Regions from separate parts of the Homo sapiens genome. Here regions 2 and 3 are each linked to region 1. The links are chromatin loops, found by intact Hi-C in ENCODE. Cell type or tissue: IMR-90. All regions are shown on one strand. Each heading gives the region's core, and the rest is flanking DNA. Links, peaks and the distances in the headings are about the cores only.

The links. Peaks named below come from ENCODE experiments on the same cell type or tissue, not always from the same donor. Only the 100,000 strongest peaks of a DNase experiment are listed, where the experiment ranks them.
Region 2: it touches region 1 in a loop (9-fold over the local background); 9 of 110 quality-filtered maps call a loop at or near these places.
Region 3: it touches region 1 in a loop (2.7-fold over the local background); 16 of 110 quality-filtered maps call a loop at or near these places.

What each region holds. Positions count from the first base shown.
Region 1 is chr4:177,336,902-177,342,205 of GRCh38, forward strand. It overlaps NEIL3 (nei like DNA glycosylase 3), which reads left to right. Exons shown (of 10, transcript NM_018248.3): 5 at 2,882-2,956; 6 at 4,575-4,741. Among named protein-coding and RNA genes, the nearest start is that of NEIL3, 30 kb to the left of the region's middle. In IMR-90, for the core only: a CTCF peak has its summit at 3,061 (motif pointing left); no DNase peak of the experiment used is centred there; H3K27ac peaks cover 177 bases.
Region 2 is chr4:177,105,918-177,111,221 of GRCh38, forward strand. No RefSeq gene overlaps it. Among named protein-coding and RNA genes, the nearest start is that of NEIL3, 200 kb to the right of the region's middle. In IMR-90, for the core only: a CTCF peak has its summit at 2,983 (motif pointing right); a DNase peak (open chromatin) is centred at 2,984.
Region 3 is chr4:177,044,533-177,049,836 of GRCh38, forward strand. No RefSeq gene overlaps it. Among named protein-coding and RNA genes, the nearest start is that of LINC02509, 170 kb to the left of the region's middle. In IMR-90, for the core only: a CTCF peak has its summit at 3,010 (motif pointing left); a DNase peak (open chromatin) is centred at 2,989.

The DNA of each region.
Region 1 (5,304 bases), core at 251-5,250:
AGGCAGCAGGGACCAAGGAATAAGTGATCAGTGAGGAAATGAAAGCAAAATGTAGAGCCCTTGTTCACATAGGCCGGAGTGAAGGGAAAATATTGGCTTGCTAGAGGGGATTCCAGGGCAAGACATGAGTTGGTTATTTTATTTTTTTTCTTGTTCTACAACTGCAGAGACTTGAACTTATTTATATGTTGCAAAAAAAAAAAAGTGGTTAAAGGGCAGAGGTTAAAATTGTAGAAAAGGGAATGGTGATGAATATAGCAATGTTCTAAGAGGGTAAGAGAGGTGAGAACCCTAACCCAGGTAGAATACATACATTTTAGTTTCTAGGGAAGACCTCTACATTAGGGCTTTTATCAAGACCTGTTGCCACTAACTAAATTAATTTTTAGCTCTTTTAGCTGAATTATTTTTTACATAATTGACTCTATTAACTAAATTATCTTTTACATAAACCCAGGTTATTTTTTTACTTTGTGTAGATACTTACTAGATAGTTTTAGTAATACCCAAATCAGTAGGAATGAAGCTTTAAAAGAAGCCAGTTAATGATAGGTCTAGATTAGATTCTGCTTTTTGATACTTGGAACACGTGAGTTCAGTATGGAAATAATGAAACAGAACTTTAACAAGAGTGAGCTTTTTAAAAATCACTTAGACCTCTACGAAAGTTGTTTTTGAAAAAAAGAGAACCCAGGGTATTGTTGTTATCTGTGATGCACTGAGAATTTACTTTTTATCTCTGCATCCAGCCATCCATCCATCTAGGAAATGATCATTTACCCATAATGCCTGGGGGTTTAAAAATTAATGACATTGGCCAGGCACGGTGGTTCATGCCTGTAATCCCAGCACTTTGGGAGGCTGACGCGGGCAGATCACGAGGTCAAGAGGTGAGACCATCCTGGCCAACGTGGTGAAACCATCCTGGCCAACATGGTGAAACCCTGTCTCTACTAAAAACACAAAAATGAGGTGGGCGTAGTGGCACATGCCTGTAGTCCCAGCTACTGGAGAGGCTGAGGCAGGACAATCGCTTAAGCCCGGGAGGCGGAGGTTGCAGTGAGCAGAGATCACGCCACTGCACTGCAGTCTGGCAACAGAGCGAGACTCTGTCTCTCTCTCTCACACACACACACACACACACACACATTTCTGAAATTTAGCTCTTAGCTTCTTAAAAGCACGTGCACAATTACTGAAAAAGTACAGTTTAACTTTTCAAGATGTGACTTAATATAGTATGTAAGATTTGGAAAGTAATAAATATTTTGGATGTATGTAAGTTTTAAAGTTTAAGTGAACAATTGAATATGTATAATACTTTCAGGATGACTATGTTGATTAGATTTTCACTTCTATAGTCACTGATAAGTGATTTTCTTTGTACATGTATGTGTCTGTTTATATGCAGCTTCCCTCAGTATACACAGGGGATCAGTTGCAGTACTCCTGCCTATACCAAGTCCATACATACTGAAGTCCTGCAGTTGGCCCTAGGGACACTGCTACACAAAAAGTCAGCCCTACACACATGCAGGCTTCACATCTCACAAATACTATATTTTTCATTCATGTTTGATTGAAAAAAATCTACATGTACGTGGACCTGCTCAGTTCAAACCTGTGTCGTTGAAGGGTCAGCTGTACATATAGATATTCACACACAGGCAACAAGCATGAGGCATCAGAGGGTTTCTTTTGGGATTACCATTGACGGCACATGTGCCAAATAATAATTCTGCAAGGGTAACACTGAGATTTATGTTAGGCTGTGTCAGAAAAAAATTCTTCAGTAAGGTCTGTGTCTGAGCTCTTCCATGTGTTAATAAGTACTTTGATATTAATGCATGTATAGAAATGCATATCTTTTCTAAAGCTCGATAGTGACCTTGGTGGTCATCTACTCCTGTGCCTATTTTCCCTTCCCTTCTTTCTGTTTTATATTGTTCTTGGTAATTTTTTTTTTTGAGTCCAGCAAGACTTCTCAAGGTGTCTGATAGACAATGCTGAGACTTTGAAGATGTCTAATACAGAATAAATATTCAATAAATGCTTGAATTTACAATTAAAATGTATAAATAGGAATCATATTTTGTCAGTAATATTATCAGTTCAAAATATAACTACTGTTAATGGTACTAAATAGATCCGTAAGAAATAGAGCTCTAGAAGATATTCATATACGATTGACTCTTGAACAACACAGGAATTGGGGTGCTAACCCCTCCCATTGAAAATCTATATACAATTTTTGACTCTTCAAAAACGTAACTACTAATAGCCTACTGTTGATCAGAAGCCTTACTGATAACATAGTTCACACATATTCTGTATGTTTTATGTGTTACATATGTATTATTACAATAAAGTAAGCTTGAGAAAAGAAATTGTTATTAAGAATATGGTAAGAGCCAGGTGTGATGGTCTGCGCCTGTAATCCCAGCTACCTGGGAGGCTGAGGCGGAAGGATGGCTGAGCCCAGGAGTTTGAAGCTGCAGTGAGCTATGATGATGCTGCTGCACTCCAGCCTGGGCAATAGAGTGAGACCCTGTCTCTAAAAAAACAGAAGAATATCATAAGGATTATATTTACTACTCATTAAGTGGAAGTCGGTCATCATAAAGTTATTGCTCCTCATCATCATTACATTGAATAGATTGAGGAGGAAGAGGAGGGGTTGGTCTTGCTGTCTCAGGGATGGCAGAGGCAGAAAAAAATCTGCGTATAAGTGGACCCTCCCAGTTCAAACCCATGTTGTTCAAAGGTCAGCTGTATTCAAAATCTATTTACAGTTCTCTTTCACAGAATTGGCAAGGCGTATTATTTCTTACAGTAATGAGCAAGTCATGAAACTAGGCTCTGCTGTTTTTTCCACTTCAAGGTTTGTCAATTAACAGATGAACAGATCCATCACCTCATGAAAATGATACGTGATTTCAGCATTCTCTTTTACAGGGTAAGAGCAAAATTTTTCAACTGTGTAAAATGTAAAATGTCAGTGGTTTCCTTTTGGAGTGCACCAAAAAATGTGAAAGCTGTATATAGCCATCTAGTGGAAAGAGCATGGAGGTACATTAAGGGAGAGTGACATTATGTGGGTGTAATTAACATCTTGAAATTCTAGGTCATAGGTCAGTTCAAACTCGTCTAACTATAACCATATTCAATTATCTTTATACCAAGTTAGGAGCAGCCATGTTGGCATTTCACAGACTCTTTTTCTATTTTTGGATACATAAAATATAGAAAGTCTAGAGAGGCTGACCTACAGTAACACTTTCAGATAACCTTAGTTCCATCAGGCTTTGCCACTGACTATAGACCTTGGTTCAATCAAGCTTTGCCACTTACTACTATCTGTGTGGTTTAGATTCTTTGGATAACTTTATTTAAGTTTAGTTTCTTCATCTGTAAAATGGGATAATAATGTTTCTCTGTCTACCACAGTTTTGAGAAGGAAGGACTTGCTGACTTGTAAATGTGGAAAGTTATATACTATATGCATATATAGAATTCAATAAACACATCTTTTAAACAAAGTAATGCAAATATGTATTTTCTTTCTTCACAGTCCATTTTCTGTATCCAAAATTTTCATTTTTACTATGTTCAGAAAGTCAGGTATTGTAGTATTCTTTATTAATTGGCCTAAAATGTGAATGAACCTCTTGCTCTGCAGATCGGTCTTGAGTAACTATGGCTATTTTTAAATTGCATTTGCTTACTTCTTCCTCCAGAAAAAGATGACCATAGAAAACTGCCCATTTCCACCCAGATTAAATTGGGTCTTTCAATACTTTCCTTAAATTAATATAAATTGTGTAATTTTCAGCTCATACGTGGTGAGCCATATTTCTGGGCTTTTAAATTTTCACAGTGCTGATGGAAACTCAAGATATTTTCTTTGTAGGAGCCTTAAATATTTGTGAGTGGAATAAAACTGACCAAATATATCAAAATATCTTTTGAAGTAGAATTTATACCAAAATGGAATATATTCTCTGCTAGGATGGTATTTGAATGTTTATTTTCTTTCTTTCTTTTTTTATTAATGAATCTCTAAGGTTAAAAAGGAAAAAAAAATCCTTTTTCAGGTCAACAAAGAAAATGCTCTTATTAAATTTTGTCCCCTAGAATTAAGTTTTTTGGTTGTTGAAACTGAGTGAGCAGTTTCAGTCTTCTAAAAATAATCAGATTTCAAGCTAATCTAGCCTTTTTCTTTTAACTATATAATTATGGTTAATTTAAAAAGCCTTAAAAGTGTAAAAGACATTTTTAAATATAGAACTTTTACATGTCATTTAGATAAGAGGATAAAGCTATGCAAAGAGCAATTTTGAATACTAATGTCATTAAATAATGACTTATTTCACACAAATTTTATTTGACAAATATTACCAAATCTTGTCAATACCTTTTTCTCTGATGAAAGAAAAGATTATATTGACATATGTACAAACATATGTAAATTTTTAGCAGATGATTTTCAGAGGTGACTTTCGAGAATGTGTCTTTGGCTCCTTGGCAGCACTGTTTTGTGGATAACAGAATTTTTTGGTTTTTTTTTTTTTTAGTGCCGTAAAGCAGGACTTGCTCTCTCTAAACACTATAAGGTTTACAAGCGTCCTAATTGTGGTCAGTGCCACTGCAGAATAACTGTGTGCCGCTTTGGGGACAATAACAGAATGACATATTTCTGTCCTCACTGTCAAAAAGAAAATCCTCAACATGTTGACATATGGTAAGATATTGAATTTAAAGGGATACCATTTGCCCTAACCATCTAACTAAAAGGCTAATAATCTGAGAATATAACTGAATAACTGTCAGGCTATTCAGAAGAGAACGTGACTCAAAAGTATTTTAGTCCTTGAAAGGAAATAGTAAATAATGTCACCAAAGAACCTGAGGGAGCCAAAGATGATTTATGGACCAGTTCTGAATTTAGGTGGAAAATCTCTGGCTCAGGGAATAATATCTAGCCTTTACCTTTAACCTAGTTTGTAAAGTGAGTACCAGGAGATGTCAATAATTGGAAAAAAATGCAACTACCTTCAAAAGTCTCTGCTTCACTTAGAAATAATATTATAAAACAAAAGCAAGATCTTTTTACAGATTGTATGTCTAGTTGGTGAAATAATAGACCACTTACTAAACCCACGTGTAGTAGTTCTGCCAGTTGCTGAGTATGTCTCTTCCAATGATACATTCCAGAACTGGAGAAATAACCGCAGGATAGGTTTGAGGACTTACTGTGAGAAGTATTTGGGCTAAAACTCCATTGATCACCTGACCAGACTGGTG
Region 2 (5,304 bases), core at 72-5,071, 230 kb before region 1:
GTAAAAGCTGAGCAAAACACCAAAGAGTATGATGGCAACAATAATATATTTATCATGAGATGCTGGTAAGAAGAGTTAAACAAACCGAAAAATAAATGATCTAGCAACCAGAGGCTGGAGTGAGGGTGGACAGGGAAAGGGGAAATGTTGGTCAAAGGGTGCCAAGTTTCAGTGAGATGGGAGGAACAGGCTCTGGTGATCTATTGCACAGAATGGTGACTCTAGCTAATAATAATGTATTGTATATTTCAAAACAGATAAAAGAAAGGATTTTAAGTTTCTCACCACAAACGAATGATAACTGTTTGAGGTGATGGATATGTTAATTAGCCTGATTTGATCATTTCACAATACATGTATACATGACATTGTACCCCATAAATATATTCAATTATTATTTGTCAATCAAAAATAAAATAAAACTTAAAAATAAAATTCTCATCCTAAAAAGAATTTAAAGGCTAAACATGAGCTTTCAAAGAACATTTTTGGAAAGTACGTGTGAATAAATATTTTCAGGGCTAGTTTCTTTTCATTAGTACATGTTAAGCATTTCTCTTCTACAATGTGTTTAATATCTACACATTATTATATCACAATTATGAGCCATAATTTTTATATCCATCTGCCACTGATATTTTATTTTCAGTATTCTACCTTTAATCATGAACCTTACTTTTTGTATGCACTTCTGATTATTTCCATGGAACACATTCACTGAGTTATAATTGTTGGGTCACAGGGAACTGCTCTGTCATTTGAAATCTGGGAAGCAGGAACCATATTGTAATGCGCCTCATTTATAAACAGGACCACCATGCCATCTGCAGATGGCACTATGTGAGCACCTGACTAAGGTGGGCCAGGTGCTCTTCATGGTTTTTAACTTTGAGGCTAAAAAGCTGGTTTTATGGGCCTTCCTAATCATATTCATCTTTTAGTACTTGACCCCTTCCTCTGGCTTCTTAAGAAGTTAATGAATTTAAAAATCAATACTAAAAATGTTTAAGGTCATAAATATCTTCTACTTGCTTTACAAAGGAAGAAAAAACACCCTGGCCTCACGAAGCCTTTAGTCCTGCTTAAATTCATTCACACTTTGTAGGATTATTTCATATTCTTGAGGTGGGATATTGAATTATTAATTTAGCAATTTGTGTTTTCAGGTCATGAATTATGTTAATTTCCATTTCAGTGAATGTTAGAGTATTTGACCAGATTGTGATGTTGCCTACTTTGTATAAAATATTCTTTTCCATGAATACATTGAGAAATTAATTAGAACATAGATTGTTTGGCTCAACAAATCAGAATTAAGTGAAGGGTAAAAAAATGGGTTTTTATTTCTAGATTACAGAATAAATACCTATATTTACCTTACTTTCCTCCTGAAAACATACTAAGTTGGCTATTAAAAATATACAAATGCGTAAGAAAAAATAGGTAGTGATACCACGGTAGTCCACTCATTTTCTTCTCTAAAATCAGCACACTCATCCGAAACTGTCACAGATACCTGCTGCTCATTGGCTCATAGCCATGTCTATCACAAGGAAGCAGATTCTCAAATAAGATTGTGGCTATAAATCAATGAACAGCAGTCTGGCAATAAGAATTCTGTGACCAGTGGTGAATGGGGAATAGATGGCCCATGACATGCAATAATAACACAATTGTTAAAACTTTCATCATCAGTTAGTCAGGATGGGTAATGGTGGAAAGGAAGTACATGAGTTTATGCAATATTTTTCTTGAAAAGTATGAGGGAATATATTATTGAATTGGGTGGCTGTGACTAAGTGCCATAAATTCAATGAAGAGAGCCAATGACAGGCCCAGAATGATTAATCAGCAATTAAGGGCAAAATCTGAAAGCCAAAGGAGTTCCTTGGCAGCATTTAGTAAAACTCTAATCTCCTATAAATGGAGAGAAGACAGAAAGGAGGAATGAGCTCACGACTAAATCATAAGAGTAGAGGAGATTCAGACAATGTTAAAGGCTGCAATTTTTACAACAAGGTCAGATATTTGAAAGGACTCACAAGATTCCATGGAGCACATTCATGTAAGACTTTTAATACAGGCAAATGATACAGTGCGTTAGGAGAAAGAGAATGTAAAAAAGCATCAATATCTGAAAGTCTTCCAGGCATAGCTACCTAGGGCCCTTATTCACAGAAGGGTGTGCTTTGTCTTTGGACTGAACCTCCAAGGTTTATTGCAAGTAAATTTGGTTTGGAAAGACCTTCGTAAGAGTTTCCAGCAGAGTTCTGTATTCCCCTAAATTCACCTAGCTAAATTTGGCTGCAGAACCAGTGATGCTACATATAAGGTATCAATAAACAACCCAGCCTGGGTACCACTTGCGGTATTCTAAATTTTAAACTAAATGTTATAAATTATGAGTTAGCCCACTACCCTTATATGGCAATGAGTCAGATACTTCCATGTGCCTCTGGAGATAAGCACAGAACGGTCATAGTTCATCTGTAAAATTATTCTATGCTACAAAATACGTAGCTCCAGTGAGTTTCCTAGGCCAAATTCAGATTTCTAACAAGAAAGAAATGAGACACTGACACTTGGAGGTGAAAATCTGGGTAGATTCATTTGAAACCCTGGAACTCCAGATGCCCCTAGTTCAACTGGTCTGGCAGTGGCCTACTTCTTCTTAGAAAATAGTAGCCACCTCCAGCCTAAAGATCATGGAGAGGTCTTCATGAAGCAGATGCCTTATGAGACAAAGTCCCTTTTCCTGGAGTCAACCCTCTTCTTCCTTCCTGACAACCAGATCAATAATAAGAGTCAAATACCAGCACAGCCCAACTGGGGAATAAGACTGGCAGAGGTAGGATAGTATCACTCTCGGGAACAATATCCCAAGGAAGATATATTTAAAGGAGGAATGCAGAACATAAAGTTGAGAAAATGAGAGTCTGTCATTATGGGAGCCCTCTGCTAGCATACATGATTTAGCCCTCTGACAGTCCAGGAGATGGTGCTAACACACTATTTAGATGGCTCATGGAAGCTTGAAATAAGTTACAGCCTATACAGTTAGTCAAATAAAAATGCCAAAATTGATAGGAAAGGTATAATTGAAAGGGATCAGAAGGCTCAAGTAGGCACTCTGATAAACCATACAAGGCTGGAAAACCCACCAGCCATCTGTTTCTTACAAGACATGAAAGACACTCCATTTACCAAAGAAGAGTGTCCTAATGAAAGGGGTACTAACATTGTTCAGAAGACAGTGATGGCTGTCTTCTGCAGGCTAAAGCTGACAAAAAGAGGTGCTACAACAGAACTGAATTGCAAAAAAACAATGGAGATTGCAGGACAATGGAATGATAAAGGTCCAACACTTAACCATCAGTGGCAAGACTAACGCAATCTTCACAACAGCAGAAAAACCTGAATGGCAGGCCCATCAGAGGGCCATGGAGATGGTTAATAGGACAGAGTGTTCCTACAGGCAAGAGGGAGGAAAACCAATGAGTGTTTTAAATTTAAAGAATCAGAAGAAATCCCAAATGGATAAACAAGAGGGTGTGGACACTCACCACAATAAACGTCATGATCCCACCCCAATTTCCTAAACTAGCTCTCAGACCTGAAACCCAACCACTGAAGAAACAGTTTCGTTCCTATAAAGAAGGACCCTGAAATGCCAAAGCAAGTGTATTCAGTAGTAAACTACCTAGTCCATCCCCAAAGGAATACACAGCCATTTTCTTTGGTAACAGTGAACTGGAAAAGGGGAAATAACTAGGTTTTTTTTTTTTTTTTTTTTTTTTGAGGATGCTTGGACACAGGATCTGAGTTGGCACAGATATTCAGGGTTCCAAAGTGATAATATGCAGAATGTGGGGACTAGAAAACAAATGGAGTCTTCACCTAGATCCAGGTACCAGTGAAGCTACTAGGTCCATTATTCCACCTGATGAACACTTCTCTAGCATTCTAATGTATAATTAGCATAAACACACATGGCAGTTGATGGGACCTTCATCTAAAGTTCTTGACCTATAAGACAGAGGTAGTTTCAGTTTTCAAATTCAGTTTTCAATTGAAGACTGAAACTACCTCTGTCTTGAGCCAAGAGATTAAAAAACAAACAAACAAAGCAAAACAAAGTAGAGTACATGCCAGAGGGAACGGCAGAGATTACTGTCACCCTCAGTAACTAAAAAAATGCAGGGGTGGCCACTATAATATCCCACCTAATTTATCAGTCTGACCCTGAAAAATATAAATATTTTTTAAAAAGGGATCATTCTTTCTTTTAAAAATATCTACAAAAACCTATAACTTCTAGCTATGGACACTGATGGCCATCCTCCCCATTCTGGTATTTAGGGGCTTTCTGCCTGAGGGCAGTTTCCCATCCACTGGCCACAAAATGAAATCTAACACTTTACAGCACCCATACATAGAGGTTCTATTTAGGCTTCCCACTCCCTGCAGGTGTCTATTGAGGAAATAGGTCCAGCTATGAAATAACACAGATAAACCAAGTCAGGTCCTCTTAATTGTCAAAAAAGTTCTTCATTCTTAAATATTACAGAAAAAAAACATTCTCACCAGTCATAGAAGAAATCCAACTGCAAGAAGAAGACCAATATAAATAAATAATGCTAACTAGCCCTAAAGAAAAAAATAAAGATTCATGAAACATATAAAATATATAAAATAATCTTACCAGTATCTTCAGAAAGTTTGGAGAAAATATTGAATTCCCAGGATGCTGTGAAAACAGTCATTAGAGAATGTGTTAGACAGAGAATGCTGTAGATAATTATGACCTTCTTTTTTGTTTTTTTGTTTTTGAGATGGAGTCTCACTCTGTCACCAAGGCCACAGTGCAGTGGTGCAATCTTGGCTCACTGCAACGTCTGCCTTTTGGGTTCAAGCAAATCTCCTGCCTCCCGAGTAGCTGGGATTCCAGGCACGTGCCACCATGCCCAGCTAATTTTTGCATTTTTAGTAGAGACAGGGTTTTGCCATGTTGGCCAGGCTGGTCTCCAACTCCTGACCTCAGGTGATCCACTGCCTCGGCCTCCCAAAGTGCTAGGATTACAGATGTGAGCCACCACGCCTGGCTGATAATTGACTTTCAGTGTCTATCTTCCATATCTTTAGTAACAAAAACTTGATTTTTAGATTAACACGCTTCTTCACAGCTAAACTATTATGCTTCTCAGCATTCCACGAAACTAATGGGAAATTATGTTACTAAATTCTGACCAGTGAGATTGTATTAGTCTGTTTTCACACTGCTTATAAAGGTATACCTGAGACTGA
Region 3 (5,304 bases), core at 72-5,071, 290 kb before region 1:
AACTGCAAAGAGTAAGAAGAGGCAGATTCCACTCCACATGCTTGTTTCCTTTGCTCTCAGCTCTTCTTCCTGTCTGGAATGCAGACGTGTTGCCTGGAGACACAGCAGCCACCTTAAGGACCATAGAAACAAAAAGCCAAATGCCAAGGATGGTGCAAAAAGAAGAAAAGGGAAACTGAGTCCCTGAGACCTTAATGCAACTACTGATTTGTGTCAGTAAAATAAACCTTTGTTTACATCCTGGCAATTGGCTCCTTTAACATTCAGCTGAAAGCAGTCATAAGTAAACCAGCAGTTTTCCTTGTCACTTGACAGAGCCCTCTGGTATTCTTTTTTATTTTCCTTTTTTGTTGAAATAGTAAAATGAGTATTCTTTATAGGAACAAATAAATATCCATCTTGATCTTCCAAGCTGGCTTTCCTAGGCAGAGCTTTGTGAGGGAAATTTTCACGGTGATATCCTCAGTCTTCTGTGAAGGTGGGATAATATATCTCCAAAAGAATTTGTAGTAATGTTTGGCTCTCTCTCTCTGTCCACTTACAGTTTTCCAGCCATGAAGACAGAATCAAAGTAATTTGATTTATTCAGGGAAATAGACTCTCTCATTTCCATAGAATAATAGTGAAGAAAATAAAAGAAGATAAGACTTAACTCATCAATTAACTTTGACATTGTTCACTTGCCTGAACACGCCGTCTGTGTCAGGGAACTTATCTTATCCTTGTTGTGTTATAAACCTTTCGTGAAGCCTTTGGCTCCTCACCTACCTCATCCCAGCACAAAACAGTATGTTCTTCGCTCACTCATTTATTTACTCTTTCAATAAACACTAAGTGCCTATACTAATTGCTAGCATTGTACTGCTCGTTAGATATTAAAGACAAACAAAATTCCATCCTTGACTTCAAAGAAGGTGCAGCATGCCAGGACGGGGGACATTTAACGACCAACAGCAAATGTCTTGGTGCTGTGAGTCGGGCCTCCACAGTGCAGTGGGGCAGCGTGGAGAAGTGGGTAGTTCTACTCTGAGATTAACAAAGTGTCCATAAAAGATGGAGTGCTTGAGCAAATATTGAGTAGATGCTGATACTCAACAAGGGAACAAGGGAAGTATCCATGCCAGGCACAGAAAGCAGTATCATCAAAGGCACATGGTAGAAAATGGAATATGGTACATGAGCTTGCAAAAAATTATGCAAAGAGAAGGTCAGAAGCTGAGGCATAGATAGACATGAGGAACTATGGCCATATAGAAAAGGGTGATATAGGCCAGGCACGGTGGCTCAGGCCTGTAATCCCAGCACTTTAAGAGGCCAAGACAGGCGGATCATCCGAGGTCAGGAGTTCAAGATCAGCCTGACCAACATGGAGAAACCCTGTCTCTACTAAAAATACAAAAAATTAGGCAGGCATGGTGGTGCACGCCTGTAATTCCAGCTACTCGGGAGGCTGAGGCAGGAGAATCGCTTGAACTCGGGAGGCGGAGGTTGCGGTGAACCGAGATCGTGCCACTGCGCTCCAGCCTGGGCAACAAGAGTGAAACTCTGCCTAAAAAAAAGAAAAGAAAAGAAAAGGGCGATATAATCAAATATGAATCTGGGTTTTAGAAAGATCATTCTAGAGGCATTAAGATATCTCACCAGACTCAGAGAAATGATTGATTTTTGCCCTCCACATTTAAGATGAGATTCTTAATGTCCTAGGGTAGTAGTTATGCCTCTGAGATGACAATGAAGAACAAATGTTTAAAATACAAAGAACACAAATAAGGAAGCCTTGGTGATTGGAGATGGGAAATAAGAAAAAGGCCATTCCAAAGATTATCTAAATTTCCTTTTTGGGTGACTAGGCAAATCAGGATTCCATTTTCTGACACAGGAAATAGATTAAAAAGAAGAAGGTTTGAGGAAGAAAGATTTTCAATCTGGCTTTAGACTGAGCATCAGTGTGGTCTAGCAGAAATGTACATTTTGGAAGAAGACAGAGTTGAGTTCAAACCCCAGGTGTGCTGTGTATTAGATCTGTGGCCTTGGTTCTCTCCTTTATGTCCCTGAGCCATGATTCCATCTGTAAAATATGGATCACAATTTCTTCCTTGCAGAATTGTTCTGTCTTACAATATGTACAAGATGCTTATTGGTGTCTCGTGAAATGGTGACTGCTACCATTCCAAACCTGGCAGGGGTACCTGTGTGAAATCCAGGTGAGATTCTCCACTGGCTGCTGCAGAGCTGAGATTCATTGGACCTCGATGCATACATGCTCCTTTATTGAAGATGTCCAAAAATGTTGGTCACATTTCAGTTAATCTGATGATGAGAGGGATGCAGTGAACCACAGAAAAGGATGAATATCTTCAATAAGGATGAGAAGAAAGGAAATATCTTTCTATCAATTGCTTTTTGCCAGGAAAATTTACACAAATATGTCATTTCAATCCTTTCAAACCCAGGGAAGTATATGATTTTATCTCAAATTTAACTAATAAGGAAACTGAAATTCAGGAATATTAAGTGGCTTTCCCAAGGCCACACAGCCAGTAAGTCCCTATTAGGAATTGGGCCTTGATAGGCAGCAAAGCCAAGGTGATGTCACTACACGAGAGTTTGTGTGTTTCTTCCATGCTGTAGTCTTCCTTTCCCCAGGTAGATAGAGAAAGGGTCAAATCGCACAATGCTTTGGTTGTGCGCAGGACCATAATGGCCCCGGGTGTACAGGCTGGCGACTTACTGATACAAGCCTGGGGACGGAGCTCACGGAAAGCTCAGCACTGAGTCACAGACATGACTTAGAAGTGCCAAACTTCATTTTAGAAGACCTGGGAGGGTCATATTTTTTTCTTGGAAAATAAATAAAGTAAGATTTAACAACACACTGTGTTTCCTTTATAAAATAACAAATGCCCTGCAAGAAATATGTATTATCTCTATCACTCGGGGGAATTCAACGTAGAATTTGTCCCTGAGCTTTAGCAAGGGCTGTGAGAGGGATGCACACTGCCCTCTGCTGGGGGGTGTGTATAAGCACACGGTGTACAGTGCAGTCTTCATCAAAGGAGCTGTATTTTGTATGTTACTTAGAAAAGTAACAAAGGGTGACAATGTGTATGAGCGACACAGTGTTTACAGATGCATCCCTGATGCATAGTGCATCCCCCTCACAGCTCATCTTAAAGCTCCAGGACAAATATATATACTGTGTGTGTGTGTGTGTATATATATATATATATATTTCCATATTTTCTCCTTATAATATCACAGATTGGCAAATGACAGCAATCTTTAGCTTTTGTTTAAAGATACAGAAAATCAAGATGGTCAATGAGACCTCCAAGGACATACAAATATTCACTCATCAGAGCAAGATGTAACTCACTTTAGCATTCTCTATAAAAGAGCAATTCATGATTATTAGAATGCACATGAATCACTTGGGAATTTGTTTAAAAAAAAAATGGGCCTCATTCCCAATGACTCTGACCTAGTTACTTGAGTGAAGCCCACGAATTTGCATTTTTAACAAATGGCCACATATTCTGAGGCAGGTCATTCACAGACCTTGTTCTGAATAAACACTGATCTACAATCCTCTTTATCTCCCAAAGTTTTTTATTAAAAGTTGACTTGCAGAAAACTTCAGATTTTAATTTTTCTTTCCATCTGTGTAACCCTAAACAATATTATTTACCCTCTTGTGTCCATCTCTTCATCTGTAAACACTATGTGTTGCTCATACAAATTCTTACCCTTTGTTACTTCTCTAAGTTTGTGAACAGAAATATGTAGCACTTATATATGGGTGCTCAGTTGATAATTCATTTCTCAAAGGCATTACTATTTTAAATTATAATAAAAAATAGGCAAACTGCCGGTCAGGTCCTATTTTCCACAGGACACATACAGGAAAATAAGTCTTAGAGACTTAGTAACAGCTGGTAAGGGCAAAACCTTGCTTAAACTTGGACTTTCTAACTCAAATCCAATTCTCACTTTGCTGCAGACTCTGTCATCGGAAGCTTTTCTCAAAATTCTTACCCATATGTTTTTAACTAAGAAATAAAGGCATACTGAGTTCTCTTAGTGCCCTAGGAAATGTTGGTCAAACTCAAGGGAAAACTCTGGAATATTTTCTCTGTTCTTCCTAGTAAACTACCTGACGTCTACTGGGTGCCCTATAGACATTGTCAGATTTATTGTGAGGCCATCTTGGGACTCACACTTTGACCAAAGTAAAACTGTTGCTCTAATTCTAATCAATCTCTCCCCAATATATAACTTGAGTGGGGATTCTCATGAGAGGATACATGTAAGAGTTTTCCTGGCTAGAAACATATTTGTTTTTAGTTTGATATAGAATCCCAGAGATTACATTTGACCAAAACATTTCCATGACCTTTTCCCTGCATCATAAATCACAAAAATGTAAAGATTATCCCTATATGATTTAATGCTATGATAAATTAAGTTTTAAAGTATTTTTATGGATAGAGAAGTATTTGCTAACAATTCTGTTCTATACTTTTTCTGTTGAGAAAACACACTTCCTAGCCCTTTTAACTTCTACATCTCTGAAAACCTCAGGAAGAAAGTGTGTTAGGGGATATGAATATAAGAGAACTGTGGCTGAATTTTAAGAATTTCATGATCTCAAGCTCCTTCTTGCACAATTGAAATAGAAAATAAAGGATGGCTTTAACAGGGAAGGTATATTTAGCTGTGATTTAAAAAACAAACGAATTAGATAAATTAGCAGTAGTTTGCCTGTTTGAAAAAGCAAGAATCTTTCCCAGGTTATTACTTTGGTTGTTACTTTTTCTCTTCAATAAGAGAGTAGACCAAATAAAAGTTTAATCTAAAAGTTACCAGTTCAGTCTAAACAAGGAGAGCAAGAAACTACATTCAAGCACAAACTTAACATTAGATAATTACATTTCTTAAATCAAACTTTTGGCCAAAATGGAACTGTAGGCAAGCTTCTATTCCAAAAACCATCCAAAACAATTCAAAATGCTCTAAGAATGTAACAAGACACAGCAACAAGACAAATGATAGAAAGCATTTAAAAAAAAAAAAAAGTCCTCAAATTATAGTGTAAAATTCAGAATAAAAGAGTTGCCTCACTTAGAAAGCTTTTTTTAAAAACTCATATAAACACACACACACACAGATACACAATCCATATCATCTACAGGACTGATGAATGGATAAATCTATTTAAAGATAAGCTACACACATATCTGACATAAATTGTACCATACTTTTCATTTCACTCAATAAATTTCTAATGAAAGAAGAAACAGTCTG